2 separate regions of the Homo sapiens genome follow, and region 1 is linked to region 2. Evidence: chromatin contacts called from ENCODE Hi-C or POLR2A ChIA-PET data. All regions are on one chromosome and are shown on one strand. Each heading gives the region's core, a stretch centred on a gene start or an enhancer-like site at or near the end of the contact. The rest is flanking DNA. Distances are from core to core; before and after follow the strand shown. Region 1 overlaps DST (dystonin). Region 2 holds the start of LINC03001 (long intergenic non-protein coding RNA 3001).

Region 1 (4,121 bases), core at 320-2,819, 370 kb after region 2:
AAGGGATAGGAATTGGCTGGGTAGCAGATGCTGGGTCCGGGAAGTGGAGTAAGCAAAAGTGCTGAGAACTGACTGGATGTGGGGATTTATATGAGAGAAATACAAGATAAAGCTGGAAAAAATAGTTAGGGGCCAACATACATTTCAGACAACCACTGGTTTAAGCTTTCTTTTCTGTGCTTCTGAAGACACTGTAATAGGTGAGTAGTGTGATCATAGCATGATTTTAGGAGGATTAAACATGTGCAGGGTACATCAGGAGAGCAGGACAGTTAGGTAGCTGTGGCAGCCTAGCAGTGAGGTGATTAGGGCCTGAATTTGGGCCTAACCCATGGTGTTCTGCTGACATCTGCTGATGACTGCTGGTGGGGAATCTGAGGATGGCCTCACCCTCTCTCCTGAAGGATCTGTTGGAAGAGAGGGAGATTAGAGGGCAGCAAATAGCAGTGGAGATTACTCAGTTGCATGGGCAAAAAACCATTCTGAGGAGTGTTTTTTTTTGAGACGGAGTCTTGCTCTCTTGCCCAGGCTGGAGTGCAGTGGTGCGATCTCAGCTCACTGCAAGCTCCACCGAGGAGTTTTCTTTTTTTTGAGACAGGGTTTTGCTCTGTCACCCAGGCTGGAGTGCAGTCGCGCAATCACGGCTCACTGCAGCCTCAACCTCTTGGGCTCAACCTTCCCATCTCAGCCTCCTGAGTAGCTTAGACTATAGGCAGGTGCCAGCATGCCTGGCTAATTTTTTTTTTTTTTTTTTTTTTTGAGACGGAGTCTCACTCTGTCGCCCAGGCTGGAGTGCAGTGGCTCAATCTCGGCTCACTGCAAGCTCCACCTCCCGGTTCACGCCATTCTCCTGCCTCAGCCTTCTGGGTAGCTGGGACTACAGGTGCCCGCTACCACGCCTCATGCCTGGCTAATTTTAACTTTTTTTTTGTAGAGGTGGAGTCTGTCTGTGTTGTCCTGGTTGGTCTTGAACTCCTGGGCTCAAGAGAACACCTCGGCCTCCCAAAGTGCTGGGATTATAGGCATGAGCCACCACATCCAGCTGGGAGAGGTCTTCAGGGTGTCTTACTGCATCTCCTGTCAGTTGTCTGAGAGACTGGACGTTGTCAGAGTTGGTAGTGAGAAGGCTGTTGGCTCCTTGTCTCACACAATTCCTGTGCAGGCTTCTAGAACCTTTTGGCCTCTGCCGACATTTCCCTGCTTTTAATGCCATATATGAGCTTGAACTGAGGCTTTGTGTCCTCTTCTGGATTTGGTTAGGTGCAGCCAGTAGTGCCTGCTAGAGCCACCCTATTCAACATGCGTCTAAAGCCTGTGTCTTTTCTAAACGTACACATTTGGAGAAAATCAGTGTTATGACGTGTTGCCATGAAAGCAACTCTGATTATAGCTTGGAGATGGAGTAAAAATAAATCAGTTATGGTGATTCAGGATTACTTGAATGACTTTATATGAAGCACTCAAGGCATTTCTAGTGGCAATCTAAATAAGAAATAGGCCCATGAGTGAGAAAGACTGAAAACAGAAGTAACTGCAAAGGAGATGAGTCAGAAAGCGTGACTGTGCAGTTTTAGCTACTTTCAGTCAGACCATCCTCTTGAAGTGTTATGTGAAATGCAAATACTTTAGCATCCTTAGCTGTTTTAACCTATTTACTTATTCTGGATTTGTAAGCTATATGCAAATATACCTATAAGAATTTGTAATGGGGATCACTAATAAAAACTTAATAATATCTAGATTTTTTATTTTACTCCTTGTTTTAGATGTTTCTAAAAGTGGATAAACTAAAAATTTATCCTGATTTCCTCTCAGTACATATGTATTTGGATTTATACTGTATATTAAGATATGTCACTAGGATGCTTAGGAATTTTTTTTACCATCTTGAAACAGAAAAGATAATTAGATCCAGATCTCCATTTATTCCTTAGTATTTTCACATTACAAAGCATTTTGTTTTGTTTCTGAATCCCAGGATTTTTAAACATCATCATCATCATCATAAGAACTCTTGCATTACTGCATGTTTACCTCATTGACAATACATGGGCATTGTTCTCTGCACTCTTCTCTGTTTTTCTCTCATTTTATCTTCTCAGCGATTCTCTGGAGTCGGTGCTCACTTTCCAGGGAGGAAATGTGTCAAGGTCATACAGCTGGTAGATCATGGAGTTAACATTTAAACCTAGGCACTCTTGGCTTGAGCCGTTTTTGAGTAAGGAATGGAGAACTCCCCATGATTACAATTCTAGTGCTAGACATTTATCCTCATCAGCCTTCCTGAAGTATTTTAATTACTTTGAGTCTCATTTTTCTAACTGCATAGATGGTAGATATGGATGAAATCTTTGTGTTTTTAAACTATTACATCAATTAAAACCTATCTTTAAAATGGTATTGAAAACCATAGGTAAACCTCAAACATCATTTTTGCCATCATTTTATTGGCAAAATTGGCCCCCTCTTTCTGTGGCAGGGCACCTAGGAGGTAGCAAGAAGTAAGCAAGAGTAATTTTGCCCTACTGCCTGCTCACATGAACCTGTTAATGTACAACTTTCAGACCCAAAAAGTATTTATGTGTTTGAGATTGGGGGTGGGTATGGGGAAATAACAGTTTTAGAGCATCAGGAAATAATCAAACATACTGACTCTACTCCTGTTACATTTCACTGATTCCAGTTTTTTGCACACTGCAACAGCATTGCCTGCATTTCCTGGTGACTTAGAATCTTTGAGACTTTCTCACTGAGCTGAAAAAGTATAATTAAAAATTGCTAGTGTTCCCAGGTTATTGCCAAAGCTGCAGCTTGTTCTCCCTGCTGGCAAAATCTTAGCCTCTGAGCACCTGTTTTCTTACTTTTGGGCTCCCACCACCATCAAGCAATGGGATTTTTGAACCTGACAGTTTTGACTGAGGAGTTGGAGGACATATGGGCCTAACACAGGTGATTGGGTGATCCTCTTTTCTGAAATGGTAAGCACAAAGGAAGAAGCAGGTTTGGATTGAGGATTGGAAAGAAAATTTTCTGATTTGGATATGTGAAGTTTGAAATAACTATTAGATATTCTTGTGTCTGGATTTCATGGAAGATGTGAGAATTATTTGTACATAGATGTTATTAAATCTATAAGACTGGGTGGGATGACTCCGAAAATGAATTTGATAGAGAAGAGAAGACACTTGAGGTCTGAGCCTTGGAGTCTGCCAGTGATGAGAGTTTGGGAAGAGGACTGAGGATCGCTTATAACTTCCAACTCTTCACTCAGAAATATAAATGCCTTAAGCAGACATGGGTCTAGGTAGCTCTTGACTTTGATTTAAGGCTATTCATTTTAGGCCAAGAAAAGGCCACTCAGGTAGAGACTAGAGAAAATAGCAGGAAATGAAGTCCCAGATGTACTCATTAGATTTTCCCTTCCCTGAACTCTCCCCAACTAAACCACCACTTCCTTGACCTCACCCTTCTTTTCCTTCTGTTGTGGGTTTCTGTTTTTCAGTCTTGGGGAAATTTTCTGTTTTTCTGATTACAGCTTAGGTTTTTGTAAGGCTGCAGTATATTTTGGAACATTATATAGCTTTAATTTGTAATAATTAAATTAACCAGATTTTGTCATATTTGTAGTTGGGAACTTTTTGGAGTGTAGGAAAGACTTAAGCATATATCCTTGATCTCTTGAAAATATAGCAGGGTGTTTCTGTGTTCCTTTCCTGCTTAGATTATTAAAATGGTCTTCCTTTTCCCTTTCCTTTTCAAATATGTAGGACCAGGCAGCTCTATGTGCATAACCTTAGGATATTTCCCCTTTTGTGGAAGGCATAACTGTACAACTCATACCTTACTTTGGCTAATTAACTAGCAAATCCAAAGCTCTTAGAGGAAACATTTGTTTCCTTTTCCCCTTTGGAATTCTGGAGAATGAATTGATTAATAAAGTCAAATTTCTTTTGCTAATTATCTGAAAAGAATTTTTTTGAATGACACCCATTCAATGTACTGAGTCTTTGCTACATATTGCTGTACCTCCCTTTTTAGGTTCATAATTAATAGAATTTTATAAAAGATTTCATTTATGGCCAGGTGTGGTGGTTCACGTCTGTAATCCCAGCACACTGGGA
Region 2 (4,228 bases), core at 1,427-3,926:
GTTTTTTCATTCTCCTTTTCTTATAGTTTAAAAATCAAACTGTCTGATTTTATTCTACTTTCATAAGACTGGGCAAGAAGCCCATTTCCTGTTAATGATGAGGTGACCATATTTTGACAGTACATTAAAGAATAGTTGGATGACATACTGGCAGGGGAAAGTCAATTGAGGAAAAAGTGTACTCAGATTTGGAAAATGAGTCAGTGTCTAGGAACCAACTGCATTTAACACACAAAATTTGCTCCAAATGAGCAAATTGAAAATCCTTTAAGAGAAGCTGCATAATAAATATGTCTAGAGTTGTCAGGCACAGAATTCTTTATAAAAAAATTCTGTTTAATTGCAGTGACATCAATTTCTGGGCTATCTATAGGATAAATTGATAGATTACTTAAACTAAAACACACAAATCAAATCACTAAATGCATTCACAACTTTTCCCTAGAATTGTCAAAGTCTACATGCCTAAGTGTGTTCTATTCTAGTAAGTGGTTGAGCGTCTACCGTAAACCAAAGTGTATGGAAAAATAACCCAAACCTTTGGAGGAACAAAATTAAAATGGCACATACCAACGTGGCAAGCTAGCAACAGATGCACCAGAGAGACTTTATATTAAAGAGCTGACTTGAAAAAGCTATTCAAGAAATCAAGATTTCTCCACTTCTTCAGCTTAATAATTAAAGTCATACTGTCCCTTCTCCTCCCCAAATAAAAGGTAAGAGTCGAATGAAAGAGGCTAACACAGACAACCTGATGGCCTTGAAAATACTGCATAATGGCCTGATCATTTGCCCACATGGTTCAGTAAAAAGGTCAAGTCATGTCTTCACCAGAGATTAAGCTGCTTCTCCATAGACATCCAGGTCAAAAGCAATCAGGACTATTAACAATCTAGTTGTTATTAATGATAACATATATAAACATTTTATAGCACTGTACAGCTTACAAATTGCTTTCACATACATTAATCACATGACCCTCATAACAATCCTATCAAGTAGGTAGAACATGTACTACTATTACTATTTTACGGAAGACATCACAATCCAATTCTCTAGATATCCCAGTTTTCTCTCCTCCACCCATTACTGAGTCTCAGTCTCCAAACTATACATTCTTAAAAGTTTTTGACGCCTTTAATCCCAGCCAATAAATGGGGACAAACAAGATCTGCCAGTGGGCAGATCACAAGGTCAAGAGATTGGAACCATCTTGGCCAAGATGGTGAAACCGTATATCTACTAAAAAATGCAAAAATTAACTGGGCTTGGTGGGGCGCACCTGTAGTCCCAGCTACTCAGGAGGCTGAGGCAGGAGAATCGCTTGAACTCAGGAGGGGGAGGTTGCCGTGAGCCAAGACTGTGCCACTGCACTCCAGCCTGGCAACAGAGTGAGGCTCCATCGCAAAAAAAAAAAAAAAAAAAAAGCGTTTGACTTTTACAAGTTTAAATCACCCCTCATCACATTGGTATTAGAGGGGTTGCAACTGTTTACCAGTGTATTCAATGATAAAATGATGGGGCTGGCTCTGTCATTATATTCTGTGAAATAATGGGTTGAGTATTTGAAGTGATGACGAGCACTCCAGGAACAATGAAAAGGAGAAGAAAAATCAGTGCGATAAATCAGGAGGCCAAAATAAATGCAGACCACTCCCCCGACGACAACCAGTTATTAAGCAAGAAAGCTACCACTAAAATGAAATTCATGGCTTGGTGTCATTATAAATACACACTAAAGAGGGCTTCAGGTACTGCACCACCCAACACTGCAGAAAACACTAAAATACTTCCATAGCAACTATCACTAAGGACATCATTAGGATGCTGAAAATGTAAAAGAGGAAAAAAGAGCCAATAAATGGGGACAAACAAGATTATTTCCCTGGTAGAGTAAAGCCCATTGTTCACTCTCAGAAGACATAAATATTTAACCACCCAAGGCAAGCTATAACCAGCTATTTCAGCTAGCCAAACCCATCTTCCTGATATATAGTGTTTTCAAAAAATAAATCAACCAAGGAGTTGAAACCCAAGGAACTCACAAATACATGTACCAGGCTGGTGGCAGCACGCTCTAGTCTGAAGGATTGATCATGAGTCAGGAGGGGAGGGTGCAAGCCTCAGCCCGGTCACTTAGTACCTATCAAACCTATTATGGGACATGTAGGTATTGTCAGGGACACAAAAGTGAATCAGAAACAGGTTTTGTCCTTGGGCTGTTCAGTGTTGTAGGGGGAGATAAAAGATAGATTACTATAAAATAAGCTAGATGTGATAGATGTCAAAAGAGAAATAAGATTGCTGCTATTCAATTTTAAAATCTTATTGCAGGGTGTTGTGGGTGGAATTGCACCCCCCAAGAAGGTATTTTGAAATCCCAACTCTCAGGATCCCAGAATGTGACTTCATTTGGAAACAGGGCCTTTGCAGATATAATCAAGTTAAATGAGGTTACTAGAGTGGGCCTCAATCCACTGTGACTGATGGCCTTATAAGGGAAGAGAATGCCACGTGGAAACAAAGACACACAGGGAGAAGATGACTGTGCAACATCAGAAGCAGAGATTTGAGTGAAGCGGCTCTAAGCCAGGGAACACCAAGGATTGCCAAGAGCCACCAGAAGCTGGGAAGGGGCAAGGAAGGACTCTCCCTACAGCCTTCAGAGAGAGGATGGCTCTATCAATGTCTTGATTTCAAACTTCCAGCCTCCAGAACTGTGAGAGAATAAATTTTTGTTGTTTTAAGCCAATTCTTGGTATATTATAACCATAGCCCTAAGAAGCAAATACAGAGGCAAAGAGTAACCTCATCCTACTGGGATTAGGGCCAGGTTTCTGGTAAGAAATGACACATAAATTGAACTTTGAAGAACTTATACTATCTAAATGGTAGGAAATGTGGTTTCCTATTTACGTGATAATAGTATTCATCAACCATTGAGAATCCACTTTGTGTCAGATATTGTACTAGGAGTCATTCATATATAAATGGATTGGACTCTGGCTCATATACAGAAGTCATCTAGACCTCACCTCCCTCCTTGACCATCCCACTTCCATCCCACAGTGGTTGATAAGTATAAAATGTTTAGTTTAGCAAATAGAAGAGGAAGATGGGTTTGGGGGTTGGGAGAGCTGTGGAGGGGAGAGGGGAAAAGGGCAAAGCATCTGTTCCCTTTCTGACCTCCTTCTAGAAAGACGGTGGAAGCAGGTTGCAGAACCTCTGTGAGTTGTTTTGTTTACATGTGAAATTAGCTGAGGAAATAGTCAAAGAGACTCTCAGAGGCTCTAGGCACAAGCCCAGCTATTTGGGGCTGAGCCAGGGAAGGACATTCTCCTCTCTGCACCACAGAGGCCAAATGGAGGCTTCCCAAGGACCAGACTCTTTGGGAACACTAAGAGGCAACACCCTTGGCATGTGCTGTGTTCTCATGATGGACAGTGACCCTGGAAAAGTTTCAGCCTCGGCAAAGCCTCAGCAAGTGGCCCTGCAAGCAGAAGCTGGACATGTGGGAGCTGGGGCAGAAGCAAAATAACAGGGCAGAAGACGATGGCAACTGTGAAAGAACGACTGGTGAGCAAGGGAACTTCTTTGGAAACTTCTAGAAATAACTGGAAATACTTTGAAGGGGGTTCATTTCTTTCAGTCGAGTAGGAAGGGGATTTACGCCATAAATAATCGGTATGTAAAAAAAAAGACAACTGGCAGATGAGGCCTGGAACACATGGGTCAGGCACGGATTTCTAATATATCCAACTGAAATTCATCATTATCCCCTTTCCACTTTACCAGCAAGAAAACGGAAGCTCAGGAGGTTAAATAACTTTCCCAGCCAGTAACTCTGTAAGTGACTGAATCAGAAATAAAACCATGTCTGTCTGCCAGTAAGTCCAGTATTCTTTCTACTATACCACACTGCTGATCTGGGCAACAGTGGGGAAAATATGACACTTGAAAGGAGCTTGGAAAAGAACACAGTAGGTCAGGATACTAGCCAGGGTTCTGGCAGAAAACAGAACTCAAGCCAAATTGTTCAAATGAAGGGACTTTAACAAAGATACTGCTGACATAGCTGTGGGCAGAATTAAGGGAATTAGCAAGGGATGTTGAGACACCCAGAGACCAGCAATAGAAGGAAACCACTCCTAGAGAGAGACCTGGTGAGAGCTGGTGAGACCTGGAGCCACGGAAGACAGACCACCAGCAGGATCTATAATGGTGGAGG

What was found. Hi-C counts contacts between places; a loop is a spot of excess contacts on that map. ChIA-PET counts read pairs that join two places held with the same protein, here RNA polymerase II (POLR2A). Pooled maps may share reads with other maps.
Region 1: a pooled map shows a loop between it and region 2 (10-fold over the local background). The contact joins the enhancer-like site here to the promoter of LINC03001 in region 2. A Hi-C loop is called at or near these places in 1 of 168 maps with a recorded cell type or tissue (HepG2), 1 of 37 single-sample maps with no recorded cell type and 9 of 50 pooled maps. POLR2A ChIA-PET finds 5 or more read pairs at or near these places in 2 of 52 experiments (OCI-LY7 and endothelial cell of umbilical vein).

What each region holds. Positions count from the first base shown.
Region 1 is chr6:56,888,204-56,892,324 of GRCh38, reverse strand. All of the region lies in intron 3 of DST (dystonin), which reads left to right. Among named protein-coding and RNA genes, the nearest start is that of DST-AS1, 46 kb to the right of the region's middle. RefSeq lists an enhancer at 1,566-1,625. Within about 2 kb of position 1,569, at least 4 of the 41 ENCODE cell types and tissues checked have a DNase peak (open chromatin) inside an H3K27ac peak, as active enhancers do; they include endothelial cell of umbilical vein, where a contact is called at or near this core.
Region 2 is chr6:57,261,794-57,266,021 of GRCh38, reverse strand. LINC03001 (long intergenic non-protein coding RNA 3001) reads left to right here and starts at 2,676. Exons shown (of 3, transcript NR_109774.1): 1 at 2,676-2,719; 2 at 3,355-3,576. It also overlaps a transcript of PRIM2 not described here.